Regions from separate parts of the Homo sapiens genome. Here region 2 is linked to region 1. A link is a contact called in ENCODE Hi-C or POLR2A ChIA-PET data. All regions are on one chromosome and are shown on one strand. The core of a region is the stretch at or near the end of the contact, and the rest is flanking DNA. Distances in the headings are between cores, read along the strand shown.

Region 1 (7,603 bases), core at 3,672-6,171:
TGGTGGTTCACGCCTATAATCCCATAACTTTGGGAGGCCGAGGCAGGCAGGTCACCTGAGGTCAGGAGTTCAAGACCAGCCTGCCCAACATGGCGGAACCCCATCTCTACTAAAAATACAAAAAATTAGCCGGGCGTGGTGGCGGGTGCCTGTAATCCCAGCTACTCGGGAGGCTGAGGCAGGAGGATCACTTGAACCTGGGAGGCAGAGGTTGCAGTGAGCCAAGATTGCGCCACTGCACTCCAGCCTGGGCGCTAAGAGCAAAACTCTGTCTCAAAAAATAAATAAATAAATAAATAAAAGAAAAGAAATGGGGGTCTGGAGCTCAGGAAAGATGTTTGGTGAGGGGATGAGGAACCTGCTCACAGCGCCCTCTTGTGAGCTGACCAATTCTTCCTTTAGGAAAAAAATCTAGTGAGCCCAGCCAATGGCATCAGCTGCCCTGGCACGGTACAAAGCACTTGATACTTGTACCTTCACTTAATCCTGACAGAATACTGAGAACAGTTGGGGGGTGGGTGGAGGTGGTGATCAGGAAGGGAAAGGGAACCCCCTTCACAGAGGAGGAACCTGAAGCACCCAGGGCAGTGATGAAGCTGAGGTTCAGGGGGCCCTGGCCTCGCCCTAGGTACCTGTGACCCAGGTTCTCCCAGCCCAGCGCATGCCCTCCACGGACAATTCACAACCAGATGCTGACAAAGGGCACTGGTGTCTGGATGTACTGAGGAGCCCATGCTGACTCTTGGTGTCCATATGTACATTATCTAAGTCCTTAAGTCACTCAGAAGATACTTACTGAGTTGGTCCAGGGCCGAGGGTGGCATAATTACTGTGGAAAGAACATTTAAGAAATATTAAAAAATAAAAATAAAAAGGACAGACCAAAGGCAAGATGCAGTTTCTTTATATCTAACAAAAAGCCTTAAACTGTTTTTAGGGTAGCCAGAATGTCCCAGTGATCTTTCATGAAGAATCTTACTTGATGTAATTTATTTTGGGAACTGAATGGTTATCAGCCATAAACCTAACCATAATTAGCACCCCACCCCAACAGAGCAAGTCAGGGATAAATCCCAGCACCATTTTCACAGTAACACTAGCTTCTGACTCCCACATGCAAAGTAAGTACTGTTGAAGGCTACAGCATTGCAGACTTAGGGCAGGAAAAGTTACTATTCAAATAAAAACAAGCACATACTCTTCCCTCCTTTCTCCACATCTGACCTGTCATTAGGCCCTGCTAGCATGGACACAGAGAAGCAGCGGTACTGTGTGGAGAAGCGGTTTTGGAAGACCCTGGGAATAGGGTGGTCGAACATGTTGAAAGAGAACTAGAAGGAGGAAAGAGAAACAAGTATTAAAACAAAGGTACATTTCTTCATGTCAAAAGCCAAAACATGTCAGAGTAATTAATGCTACTAAACATTGTCAGAGAACACAATGTACTGAAATCTTCAATGTAATCTTACTAAATACAAAACAGGCCATGCCAAGCCTGTCCTGAACCTTTTTCAGGGCTATGCTCCCATCTTCATCCTCAGGATCAAGGCCCAACCTCTTGCATACCTCAGAGACTTGTACTGACAGCCCCACAGACTCCTGCCTGGGCTAGTTCCTCTGCCTTGAACACTTTTCCTATTATCATTAATCTAAACAATATTTGTTAATTGAAACATCTCTTTATTGAGTGCCTACTGTCTGCCAGGCTCTGATATGAGCACAAGGGAAGCACCACTCCAGTGATGTCTGTCCACTAACAAAATAGATACCACCCCTGTCCTGGTGAAAATGACACTCAAAGCAAGAGAGATATACACTCCAAGCAACGGACACACACACATGTGTGTCTGGCAGTTCTGAAGACAAGCAGCAGGGTAAGTAGACACAGGGCTCCTGGGAATGCTATTTTAAATAGGTGGTTAGGAAGGGACTCTGCACAAAGACCTGAATGCTATGAGAGGGAGCCAGGCAAAAAAGAGGGAAAGACATTCCAGGCAGCAGGAAGAACAGGTACCCAGTGGTTGCACCCCTTCCCCTGGGTTCCAATTACCATCCTTTCCTTTCCCCAGGAAGCCTCTCTTGCTCTGCTGAGGGTCAGGTCTAGTGCCTCTCCAGCGTGCTCTCACAGCACAAAGTAGGTACACGTTACACTATGTTATGATGCTTTCTTACAGCAACAAGCAAAGCTAAAACATGATGCCATTAAAAAGATAAGATCCTAGATCTTAAACTGTAGACTAAGATGAGGCTTAGCAAACATGTATCAATTTGAAGGTTTTCTCAAAGTACAGTATTCCTCCCACCCCCCACCCCCATATCCACAGGGGATACATTCCAACATCCCCAGTGGACGCCTGAAACCACAGATAATACTGAAATCTATACATACTATGTTTTTTCTTATACATATCTACAATTTTCTTATACATATCTACAATAAAGTTTAATTTATAGGCTGGGTGCGGTGGCTCACGCCTATAATCCCAGCACTTTGGGAGGCAGAGGCAGGTGGATTACCTGAGGTCAGGAGTTTGAGACCAGCCTGGCCAACATAGTGAAACCCTCTCTCTACTAAAAATACAAAAATTAGCCGGGCGTGGTGGTACACGCCTGTAATCCCAGCTACTCAGGAGGCTGAGGCAGAAGAATCGCTTGAACCCAGGAGGTGGAAGTTGCAGTGAGCCGAGATCGTGCCACTGCACTCCAGCCTGGGCAACAGAGCAAGACTCCATCTCAAAAAAAAAAAAAAAAAAAAGTTTAATTTATAAATTAGGCACAGTAAGAGATTAACAATTAATAATAAAACAATTACAACAATATACTGTAATAAAAGTTATGTGAATGTGGTTTCTATTTTAATATTTTTGGACCATGGTTGACCTCGGGTAACTGAAACCACCTAAAATCTCACAGGAGGATATATATTCAAAAGAACTGGAGGCAGAATCAAGAAGAGATTTTTGTACACCCCGTATTCATAGCACAATTATTCATAATAGCTAAAAGGTGGAAGCAACTCAAGTGTCCAATGACAGATGAATGAATAAACAAATTGTGGTATGGTATATACATACAATGAAATATTATTCAGCTTTTAAAAGGAAAGAAATCCTGTCACATGGATGAACCTTGAGGATATCATGCCAAGTGAAGTAAGTCAGTCATAAAAGGACTTATATTTTATGAGTCCGCTTCTAGGAAGTACCTAGAGTAGGCAAATTCATGGAGACAAAGTGGAACAGAGATTGACAGGGGCTGTGAGGAGCAGAAAATGGAGAGCTATTGTTTAATGTGAGTAGAGTTTCACTTTTGCAAGATGAAAAAGTTCTGAAAATCTGTTGCTCGTGAATGTACTCAACACTATTGAACTATAGACTGAAAAACGGTTAAGATGATAAAAATTTGGTTTTTTTAACCACAACTAAAAAAAAATCTGTATTAGAGAAAATTTCTTGACTTGATTCCAAATATATATTTAGTAGAAGGAATGCCACCTACTGACAAAGCAGTTTACTAGCAACTCCAAAATTAGCAAGCTGAATTAGCCATCTCCCAAAATGCAAACATAGCATGTTCCCGCCTAAAATCTGGGATGGTTCTTTACTCCCTGGCACTCTAACACAGTAATTTCCAATCTTTTGTCTTTCTTCTTTTAAGCAGCATAACTGTTCAGCTAAATCTTGGCCAGAACCATAACACAGGAAATAGCGTTTCTGGGTGAACAAGGCCAGAACAGGGTAGGGGCTTGCTTCCCTTGAGTGCTTCTCACTAGCCAACCTATGTAAGCCATTTCTTCTCTTTGAATATAAAAGGTAAATCCGCACAAAGGGGCAACATACTTAACAACCTGCCTGCAGTTTACCCATGAACCCGACCTTCTGCCCCTTCTTTGCTGCTCCCGATCCCATCTCTCACTTTCCTTTTCAATCCCGAGACCTAGCACACTGCCTGGAACATATCAGGTATTCTTGAGTGGATGAACTCAAGAATAGAAATAAGCCAGGGTTTGACAGTGACACACTTGGGATAAAATCTAACAATCATTCCTTGTCTTTACTAAAATAAACAGGTGACAGGAAGACAATACCGTAGAGTGCTTTGCAGCCAGACAGACTTGGCTTCAACTCTCCAGTCCCTACTTCTGTGACTCGAATAAAGTACCTCTGTAAACGTTAGTTTTCTCATGTTTAAAATCATCATCATCCTTGCTTCCAAAGGGATTGTAGGGATTAAAAGAAATAAGCCGCGATGAGGGAGTACAGGTGTTAAAAGCTGTGTAACAGGAAATGTACCAGCAGGTATTAGCTTCCATCGTTATCATTACCGAACACAACACCGCTGTACAGATTCGAAGGCACGAACCCGTAGGCACGGAGCTCACGGAGCTGGGGCAAGAGCTGGGTGTCCCCCAAGAGCGGGGGATGCCCACTACGGATTCTCCCTGGGGAGCGCCCTGATTCTGTTCCCATCCCCAGCAACCTTGCAACTAACTTTGGGTTTATGGAAACCTGTTGCGCGTCCAGCACTTGGGAAACCCGTGAATGGACACAAACCTTCCTTTCTTTCGTCAAGGAGGGCAAGTCCGGCTGAGACAGAATGCGAGCCACGTTCAGGACCGGCGGACGCGACCACAGGCGGTTAGTGGTCAAGGGTCCTGCTTGTGCCCGGTGCGGCCGATGAGCCTGCAGGCCGGACTCAGGCCCGGGTGACTCGGCACCTCCGCCGCCGTCCCGCCCCGCCCTGCCCCGCCGGGCCCTACCTCAGGCCCCGGGCCAAGGCCCAGCCCCCGCCCGCTGCCCGTCAGCGCTTACCATGATGGACACCACCTGGCAGACTCCGCTCCTCTCAGGCAATGCAACGAAGAAACCCCGCCGACCGCTCTCCCAGCCGCCGCTGCCGCTGCCGCCGCGCCAAGCCGGTACGCCCCAGAGGCTCACCGGAAGTGCCGGACCCGAGACCCGGAGGGGGGGTGCCCGGGACAAAGCGTCGGCTGCAAAAGAGAAAAGGCCAGGCGAAGACGCTAGGCTCTAAAACACCCTCAGTAGAAGCATTAAAATGCCCTTTCGTGATTTATTTCCCCTTTTATAGGTATTTTTAAACGTTATTTTAAATTACGTGTTGACAGTATTCCCCTCCAGACGAATTTAGTAGGGCCCATTGTCCTTACGACTACACTACCCACAATGCACTACCCAGACTGCCTCTGCTTCAGCCATCGAGGACTCGGGCGGAACTAAGCTACAAATCCTTCTTCAAACCACACCAAAAACCTATTGCAAACGTAAATGCTGCCCCATTGGGTATGTGACTGAGTTTAATGTATGGTTAGAAGTATACTTTCCCTGAGGGTTCCCAGTGGGAGGCAGTAGGCTTCTCTTCCCAAAGTAAAGATGTCCGCCCAGCGTCGCTTTTCTGGGTAAAAGCGAGTCAGAGTTGAAGGGGGCAACAGTGTTTGCGTTCGGCCTCAGAGGTGACGCTTCTTTGGGGGCGGGCTGGAGTTTTCTGGCCGTGAATGGCAGAGCGCTAATGGCCGCCTCCAATGTGGCCCAATCAGAAAGAAAGGAAGGCTGGGAACTAAGAAGCTATTGGTTGGTGATCCCTGGACCAATCGGAGGAGCCGTGATTTGGCGGGAGTCTTGACCGCCGCCGGGCTCTTGGTACCTCAGCGCGAGCGCCAGGCGTCCGGCCGCCGTGGCTATGTTCGTGTCCGATTTCCGCAAAGAGTTCTACGAGGTGGTCCAGAGCCAGGTGACGCCCAGTCCGGGACCCCCGCCGAGGCCTTGCCGGTGGGGAAGGGATGAGGGGGAGCGACCGTGGGTGACCGGGAGGCAGGGGAGGGCCGGGGTTCGGGTCGCCGTGTTCAGCCGGTCTGCTCTTCCCCGATAGAGGGTCCTTCTCTTCGTGGCCTCGGACGTGGATGCTCTGTGTGCGTGCAAGATCCTTCAGGTGAGTTCTGCGGACCCTAGGAGGGCGGGGCCGGCGCGCGAGGTGAGGGTGCTGCGTGGGGGCGCAGGGCGGGCAGAGTGTCAGGATGGGTGCTGAGGGCTTAGGGTGGGAGAGGGAGCAGGGCAGGAGGTGAACAGCAAGTGAGAGGAGAGAGACTCGGAGGAGAGGTTGCCTCCCTGTCCCAACGGTGTGGGGTGGGATAAAGGATTAAGTAAAAGGTAAAGAGACTAGTTTGTATTTTTGCAATAAGCTATTAATATTAATAGGTGAACACAGCAGTTGCATTTGGGGGAAACTTTGGATCTGTCGTGGCCTCTCAAATGGGGGATTTGAGAGAGAGGAATCTGTGACAACTGTGGGTATAGTCGTGTCACAGGTGTTGCTGGGAATATGGGAGCCCCTAGTCTATTAGGGAAGATCGTTAGTTTGGTTTTGAATAGGGCATAGTATTTACGTTGTTTTGGTCAGGCCCTTGGATCAGGAACTTTTCAGAAGGCCTGGAAGTTAAATCGGCATTTCTCCCCGATGTTTTACTTTGGTAATTTGCAAAATTCACAGAATGGTATGGTAAACGCTCATATCCCTAGCACCTAGCTTTTCCCGTAAGCATTTCACTAGCTTTAATGTTATCCCGTGTCTTTTGTCTCTCAACCCGTCTAATCTTCCTCAGTTTCTTTTCAAGGTAAATTGCTAATGTCCTAAATAAGATAGGCTTTGAAAACACTCTCTCTCCAGGCCTTGTTCCAGTGTGACCACGTGCAATATACGCTGGTTCCAGTTTCTGGGTGGCAAGAACTTGAAACTGCATTTCTTGAGCATAAAGAACAGGTATTGAAGATGCGTTTTAGAATAACGTGGCTTTTTACTCAATTGTAATTTCTTGACACAGCATTCTATTTCCACGATAGATTAAGCGTGTATTTAAGTATCAGCTACATTAGGCAATATGGAAGAGAAAAACATGCTGTATTTACTGGTGACTTACCACGCCCAAGTTGTAGAAGCAAAATTGACAGCAAAAAAAGATAATGAATGTGGATAGCCCCAACTTTGAACTTGTTTTAACTTGTTTTGCAGAAATTTGATTGTAAGGTGCTTGGAATCTAGCAGTTTTTAATATGGTCTAGTTAAAATTATTTTATTTTATTTTGGTTTATTTTTTTATTTTTTATTTTTTTTGAAACGGAGTCTCGCTGTGTCGCCCAGGCTGGAGTGCAGTGGCACGATCTCGGCTCACTGCAAGCTGTGTCTCCTGGGTTCATGCCATTCTTCTGCCTCAGCCTCCTGAGTAGCTGGGACTACAGGCACCCGCCACCACACCTGGCTAATGTTTTTGTATTTTTAGTAGAGACGGAGTTTCACCATGTTAGTCAGGATGGTCTTGATCTCCTGACTTTGTGATCTGCCCACCTCCGAAAGTGCTGGGATTACAGGTATGAGCCACCACGCCCAGCCTTTATTTATTTATTTTTGAGACGGAACCTCGCTTTGTCACTCAGGCTGGAGTGTCATGGTGCAATCTTGGCTCACTGCAACCTCCGCCTTCTGGGTTCAAGCGATTCTCCTGCCTCAGCCTCCTAACTAGCTGGGATTACAAGTGCCCACCACCACGCCTGGCTAATTTTTGTATTTCTAGTAGAGACGGGGTTTCGCCACA
Region 2 (7,603 bases), core at 2,183-4,682, 98 kb after region 1:
GTGTCCCCATGGGGCAGAAGGCAGAAGGGCAGAAGGGCAGAAGGCAGAAGGGCAAAACCTGCCTCGCTGGTTCCTTCAAGCCGTTTTACAAGGTCACTGATCCTGTTTATCAGGGCTCCCCCTGCAGAACTTAATCACCTCCTAAAGGCCTTGTATCTTAATGCTGTCACATTGGCAGTTAAGTTTCAACACATGAATTTTGGGGGCATCCAGGCCATGACAGTTTTCAAACATTTTTCTGCATATGTAGGACCCATCAAACGCTGTACTCCTGCTCTGGTGCACACACTGAGCTGGGCATCTGGGTTCAACAATGCTTCACTTTCCTGGCACGCAGAGCTGAGGGGCAGGGACAGAGATGAAATCTCTGAGGCACAGTGATGGTATCATGGAAACCTTGAACTGAGGGGAGGGTCGGAGTTGGTTTCACTGAGGAATCGAGGACTGAGCTGAGAACCGAAGGATGACTGGGAACCTCCTGGGTGCTGTGGGACTGGGACTGGGGGCGAGGGAGAGGGAGTCTCAGATGGTGGGAATCCCCTGTGTAGTGGCCCTGGGGCCTGATGGTGGCCAGAGGATGGAGCCCAGAGGGAGGGGAGGATGGTGAGGCAGGGGTGGAAGGTAAGGGGTGTTCCAGGCCCGGTTAGGGGATTGGCCTTGGTATTCGTGCCATGGACAGCCATTGAGGCGTCTAAGCAGGGAGTAGCCACAGATCAGGCTCCTGTTTTCCAGCCACCGTTTATTTGTGGCTTGGAGGATGGATGGCACAGGCAGGCACTGGCATCCAGGTGAGAGATGACAGCTCCCCAGACTGAGGCTGTTGGGGGTGTGTGGTGGCAGGAGTGGGAGCAGAGGTGTGTTTGAGAGAGATGGAGGATGTAGTGGCGGTCTAGGCATGGGTCATGGGGAGGAGGGGTGAGCATAAACGGTGATGGAGCCATTGCAGAGATAGAACGCCAGAACAGGACCTGATGTGGAAGGGAAGACCAAGCCTTGTGTCTGACTTGGGTGGATCTGGAGGGAGATTTTGCAAAGCAACTTGGTCATGTAGACTTGGGGCTCAGAGGAGGCCCCTGGGAAATGAGTCTGAGGGACTCCTCCGCATGCAGACACTACTGAGAGTGTGGAGGAGTTGCTTAGGGAGAGGTATGAGCCAAGGGACCACATGAGGTGGCTCCAGCAGACTGTTGAGCCCCAGCTCGGGTCTTTTTAAAATTAAACAAGCCACACTTAGGTGTGCTTGTTGTAAAGATGTGAAGCCATAGCTACTATATACAGATGCAGACACTTGCAGACACTTTTCTAGACAGCACAGCTACACGTATGTACATATGCATATATATTATTTTCCGTTTTATGTAAATGGGATCATACCATCATCCCAGCAACTCATTTTTTTGAAGGTTTGTTTTCTGATTATAAATGTCATGCAAAGGTATAATGGGAGTCCTCTCCTAAAATCCCATTCTCCAGAGATAACATCATTGTTAACATAGTCCTTAAACGTTTTCTTCTATACCTATATAGTATTTTATTATATGGATGAATCATTATTTATAATTATTCCTCTGTGGAAGAACATTTAGGTGCCTGTAAGTTTTCTTCTGTTAAAATATAGCCCTACAGTGAACATTCTTGAGTGTGTGTATTCACTTGTGTGCATTTGTGAGTAGTTTTGCAGGCTGGGCTCCTCCAAGTGGAATTGCTAGGCTAAAGGGCATGTACCTTTTAGAGGTTTTTGTTTGTTTGTTTGTTTGTTTGTTTTTTGAGATGGAGTCTTGCTGTGTCACCCAAGCTGGAGTGCAGTGGCGCGATCTCAGCTCACTGCAACCTCCGCCTCCCGAGTTCAAACAATTCTCCTGCCTCAGCCTCCCAAGTAGCTGGGATTACAGGCATGCGCCAACAAGCCCAGGTGATTTTGTAGTTTTAGTAGAGACAGGGTTTCACCATGTTGGTCAGGCTGGTCTTGAACTCCTCCTGACCTGTAGTGACCCACCCGCCTTGGCCTCCCAAAATGTTGGGATTACAGGCATGAGCCACCACGCCTGCCCAACCTTTTAGAGTTTTAACAGATGTTGCTCCGTGGCCTGAGAATGCCTGTTTCCCCACACTTTCTCCAGCACTAGATTTAACCTAATCTGTTGGGTGAAAAAGGTTGTCTTATTGATGCCTTAATTTACATTCTATCCATGACTTGCAACTTTAAGCATCTTTTAAAATGTTTATTGGTTACAGGCAATCTTCATGAGAACATTGTATCCTCTGTCTGTTTTTCTTTTGGGTTTCCTTTATTTTTCCTTAATGGAGTTGAAACAGTTCTTTGCAGGATCTGGCAGTTGATTGACAGCTTCTTAATTCTAAGAATGCCCCCAACTTAAAAGCAGCCCTGGAGGGTCCCCTTCTTCCGTGTCACCCCCAGTGTCTTGTGTGAGTTGTCACCGGGCCCCACTTGTTTTCCTCTGAAGCATTCTGACAGCTCTGCTCGTGGCCCCTGCGTTTAAGAGACATGCTGGGCCGGGCGCAGTGGCTCACGCCTGTAATCCCAGCACTCTGGGAGGCCGAGATGGGTGGATCACGAGGTCAGGAGATCGAGACCATCCTGCCTAGCATGGTGAAACCCCATCTCTACTAAAAATACAAAAAATTGGCCGGGCATGGTGGCAGGCGCCTGTAGTCCCAGCTCGGGAGGCTGAGGCAGGAGAATGGTGTGAACCTGGGAGATGGAGGTTGCAGTGAGCCGAGACTGCGCCACTGCACTCCAGCCTGGGTGACAGAGAGAGACTCCGTCTCAAAAAAAAAAAAAAAGAGACATGCTGCAGGCCAGGCATGGTGGCTCATGCCTGTAGTCCCAACACTTTGGGAGGCCAAGGCGGGCGGATCACTTGAAGTCGGGAGTTTGAGACCACCCTGGCAAACATGGGGAAACCCCGTCCCTACCAAAAATACAAAACAGCTGGGCGTGGTGCCTGTAATCCCAGTTAACTCGGTAGGCTGAGGCAGGAGAATTGCTTGAACGCAAGAGGTGGAGGTTGCAGTGAGTCAAGATCATGTCACTGCACTCCAGCCTGGACAAGAGTGAGATTCTGTCTCAAAAAAAAAAAAAAAAAGAGAGAGAGAGAGAAACATGCTGCTGCAGAGCACCCCTGCAGTGTTCCCGAGGTGTGAGGTGACAGAGCCCTAGTCTCTGATTCTGTGACAGCTTCAGAGGGTGACACTCTGTGTCGGGCCCAAAAGGGCTCCCCTGGGCTGTCAGTGATGAGCTTCTCTGGTCACCTTTGGGGGGTGCCGTAACCTCACCTCTGTTCAGTTTCTCAGATGGCCAGTCAGGGAAAAGAGTGGCCATCAACATATCATGAAAATGTTCTATTTGAAAATGCAGAGTACAGTTCCTGGGGACACGGGGATCTCCCAGTGCTCGGTGCTTCAAGACCCTGGGCAGTTCATATTAGACAATGTCACAGGAAGGTGTGAGTCATTCTGGGCGGTTGCTAGTGTGCCGTGCCTGTGGGCTTGGTGCTGGGGAGGCCAGGCAGGCTTGGTGGTGGGGAGGCCAGGCGTGGGAGTGATGCTCCTGACTATGCCTTCTCTCCCAGTCACTCCTTTCTGGGTTTTGTTAGGGGAGGGGGTGTCTAGGGCCCAGGCCATCACCAGAAGCTTGGCCCCCTGCTCTTGCTTCTGCCAAACACTCCACAGTTCAGCTGGAAGCGCCCTCAGGGTTGTCCAAGCTGCCTGCAGTTGGTTGTGCCTCCGACTGGCTCTGGCCCCGCCTCCCAGCCTCCGTAGCTGGTTCCTGAGCCCTACTCCTGGGGCCGCCAGCCTCTCCTACTTCCCTCCTCTCTCTCTGCTTGCTTTGCAGCAGCTTTACTGAGATATGATTCACATACCCTACAATTCACCCCTCGGAAGAAGAGTTCTTAGTAGAGTTTTCCATCATTTTTAGTCTGTTCACAGAGTTGTGTAACCATCACCATCCAGTTTAGAATATTTGCATGGCCCCAAAAGAAGCCCAGTACTCATGAATCAGTCACTCCCATTTCCCCCTCACCTACCTCCTCTCTCAGCCTCTCCCAGCCTCTCACAACCACCAGTCTACTTTCTGTCCCTATGGATTTGCCCTTTCTGGACATTTCATGTAAGTGGAATCAGATGGTATGTGGCCACTTGTGTTTAGAGTGGTGAGCAGAGCCCAGGCTGCGGCAGACATCCAGACCAAGGCGGTCTGGGCCAGGTGACAGCCTGGCTAGGGTTTGGCGAGGTCAGTTCCTCCTGCCTCCGTGGGGCCCATGAGCCGCAGTCCCCAGGGATGCATCCGGAGGGCATCAGAGGCAGGACGCCGAGCAAGCTGATACCCAAGGAGTCACAGCCACCCTGGGAGCTTAAAGGGCCGATGCAGGGATTGGGAGGCCGTGGTCTGGGTCAGTTGGGAACTGGGGGTGATCAGGGATGGCCACTCATAGAACCTCTGGATCCTGTAATCTAGAGAGACACGGAACATGAGCTCCCCTGTTGGTGTCTCTCCTGAACCCATTCCCTCAATATAGACACGCTTCTCCTTTGATGTTGTAGACAGTCTGAGATATATTCTACTAATTTTACCAGTTAGGCTTTCCGTGAATTGATGCCTTGTTAAAGTTCTCTAGAGGGTTTTGACATTCATTTTCATTCATTCACATCTTAGGGTGAATTATTTTAATCTAGGTACTTTCTTCCTAACAGAAGAATCAAGTTAATGAAACTGGAAGTCCCTAGTCTCCTTAGATTTCATAATTGGCCTCACAATGTCACAAGAACCCTGATCCTGGCACTCGTCCTATCAGGTGCTGTGCAAGGGAAGCGCTGTGAGTGACAGAGCAAAGCCAGGCATCTTTCAGTCAAGGATTTTCTCTCCAGTTGTGTGCAAGATAAGAAGTGACTGACTCTGTGTAGCCAGGAGGCTGAGGCAGGAGGATGGCTTGAGGCCAGCGGTTTGGGACCAGCCTAGGCAACATAGTAAGACTCGGTCTCTACAAAAAATTTAAAAAATATCCGGGTGTGGTGGTGCGTGCCTGGGGTCCCAGCTGCTGGGAATGCTGAAGCAGGAGGGGATTGCTTGAGCCCAGGAGTTCGAGGCTGCAGTGAGCCATGATTGCACCACTGCACTCCAATCTGTGTGACAGATGAGACCCTGTCTCTTAAAAAAAAAAAAAAACCAAAACCAAAAACAAAAAACCACCTCTCTAGATTATGTTGCTCCTCTGCTCCACACCATGCTGTGGCTTCTGTTCACAGTCAAAGGTCCCAAAGTGGCCATGGCCTGTGCTGCCTGCTGCCGCTCTCCACACCCTGGCCGCTCGGTCCCCAGGAGACCAGGCATGCTCCTGCCACAGGGCCTTTGCACTGGGTGCTCTCTGGGTCTGGAACAGGCCCCACACCCACTCACTTCCCCCAAGTCTGCTCAGATGCCACTTCCACACTTCCTAACAAAAGGAAGCTGTTGGTGAGCAGATGCTCAGTAACTTATGTGTGGCCAGAAGGAGCGAGTGGCTCCAGCCTGCGCGTGGAAAGCTGGCTCTCCTGGGTCACTGCTCTCACTGAGCCTCGGGTTTCTGCTGCCCAGAGGACTGCGTGGCTCTTTCTTGTACCTGGCAGTTCTGACACTGCTGGAATTGGGAAGAAAAGGGACCCTGAGACTAGGTCACTCCCTCCTGGGGTCTCAAGGGGCCCTGTCCCTGGGGCTGGAGGCTGAGCTTCCTCCTCCTTGTCCCCACCCTGGGGATGGCCTGTGTTCTGTCTTCCTTGTGCTCACCACTGGCGCCTGTTGGCTGAGGCAAGAGGGCCTCCAGCTGGGTTCTTCCTGTCCTCTAGTTGGTGCCTGAAGGCCCCAGTTGGGTGGGGTCTCTCTTTACCCTCTGGTCATATAGCAAACTGTGGCTGGTGTGTGGTGAGTCAGCCCTGTGTGCAGGCAGGGTCCCATTTCCCTGTGTGCAGGCCACAGTCTGTCCCAGTGCCTGCAAGGCCTCTGCCCCAGCTGGCCTGGACCCCCCTTGCCAGACTCTGCTCTTTGTGGGGCTCTGCCCACATCTACTGCCCAGTAGGACGCCCAGTCTCCACTGCTCTTTGGAGGTAAAAGAGGGCCTGGCACACTGGCACGGGGTACTTTCCCAAAGGTCAAAGATGTGTTGAGTGAACGAAGGTAGAGAGTTCATTTCTGAGACCTTTGCTGGCCTAATTCAGCTCAGTGGGGTGAAGTTATTACTGTTGAGATGCTTGCTGTTTTGATTGTCTTTAGAGAGCATTCTTAATATTTGGATGGTTTAAAATACCAAGGAGAAAAAAGGGAGGAGAGGCTTCTTTTTTAAAAATACCAACTTCATTATGAAAACACACAAATGTACACACAAATAGAATAATATAATGACACCCCTCCCACCACCACACGGCCTGTTTCAGTCTGTGTCCACAGCGAGGCTTCTGAAGGAAAGGCTGTGGAGGGGGTGAGCTGGTGGAGCCCATGTTCTCCCGGGCCTGGCCGGGATGTGCTTGCCGCTGTCACAGCTCCCCCATCTCCACCCGTCACATGACATCGAATGAGGCCGGCCTGGCTCTAGCCACTGCACAGGTGTCCCGTGGTCATTTCCTTCCTGTGCTGCTGAGGCACACAGTCACCCGTTTGCAAACTCTGAGGTGTTTTCCCTTTTCCCATTTCCTGTCACTGTTTTGAAGCTGTGAGAGGAAGAGAGAGACCTCGATCTGATAACCATTCATTTACTATCAAAGTTGGGGTCACATCCTTATAAGAACGTGTGGCTTGAGGTCATGAATAGCAGTAATGCGAGGGAAGCTAAGATTCTGGCAGGATGCAAATGATCTGGGAGTTTTCATTTTGTCGTTATGTATGGGCTGTTTTCTGCTGCATTGTTAACTATTGGAAAAGATTTTCCATGGATTATTATATGGATTATAGAGGAAAATGCAAATCTCCAACCTCTATACATTTAATCACTTAAATGAAATGTCAAGTTTTCTTGTTAAGAATTATGGTGCTGACTGGAAGAACAACATGGCTTTAAATATGACTTATTAGTTTCTTTCCACTTCTAAAGTTCAAAATAAAACATCATAGGTGGCAAAACAAATCAAGGTAAAATACGTTTTGAAAAGTCATAACTTTACTCAACAACAAAAAATAAGAAATAGACAGAGGACTTGAATAGACATTTCTCCAAAGAAGACATACAAGTGGCCAAGAAGTACATGAAAAGATGCCCAACATCACTGGTTATTAGGGAAATGCAAATCACAGGCATTAGGATGGCTATTATCAAAAAAAGCCAAGCAAAACCAACAACAGAAAATAAAAGCATTGGCAAGGATGTAAAGAACGTGAAGATGTGGAGAAATTGAACGTTGGTTTACTGTTGGTGGGAATGTAAAATGGTGCTGCCACCGTGGAAAAGTTTGGTATTTCCTCAAAAAGTGAATCAGAGGCCAGGCGCGGTGGCTCACGCCTGTAATCCCAGCACTTTGGGAGGCCGAGGTGGGCAGATCACGAGGTCCGGAGATCAAGACCATCCTGGCTAACACGGTGAAACCCCATTTCTACTAAAAATAAAAAAATTAGCTG

What was found. A loop is a pair of places that touch in the nucleus more often than their neighbours do. ChIA-PET counts read pairs that join two places held with the same protein, here RNA polymerase II (POLR2A). Pooled maps may share reads with other maps.
Region 2: a map of natural killer cell shows a loop between it and region 1 (4-fold over the local background). The contact joins the enhancer-like site here to the promoter of UFD1 in region 1. A Hi-C loop is called at or near these places in 2 of 168 maps with a recorded cell type or tissue (endothelial cell of umbilical vein and natural killer cell) and 8 of 50 pooled maps. POLR2A ChIA-PET finds 5 or more read pairs at or near these places in 8 of 52 experiments (AG04450, K562, WTC11 and 4 more).

Annotation. Positions count from the first base shown.
Region 1 is chr22:19,474,272-19,481,874 of GRCh38, forward strand. UFD1 (ubiquitin recognition factor in ER associated degradation 1) reads right to left here and starts at 4,922. Exons shown (of 12, transcript NM_005659.7): 1 at 4,812-4,922; 2 at 1,199-1,331; 3 at 797-829. The coding sequence starts at 4,814. CDC45 (cell division cycle 45) reads left to right here and starts at 5,649. Exons shown (of 19, transcript NM_003504.5): 1 at 5,649-5,748; 2 at 5,887-5,946; 3 at 6,682-6,774. The coding sequence starts at 5,698. RefSeq lists silencers at 4,689-4,758, 5,549-5,598 and an enhancer at 5,159-5,458.
Region 2 is chr22:19,573,484-19,581,086 of GRCh38, forward strand. No RefSeq gene overlaps it. Among named protein-coding and RNA genes, the nearest start is that of LINC00895, 10 kb to the left of the region's middle. Within about 2 kb of position 3,433, at least 11 of the 41 ENCODE cell types and tissues checked have a DNase peak (open chromatin) inside an H3K27ac peak, as active enhancers do; they include endothelial cell of umbilical vein and natural killer cell, where a contact is called at or near this core.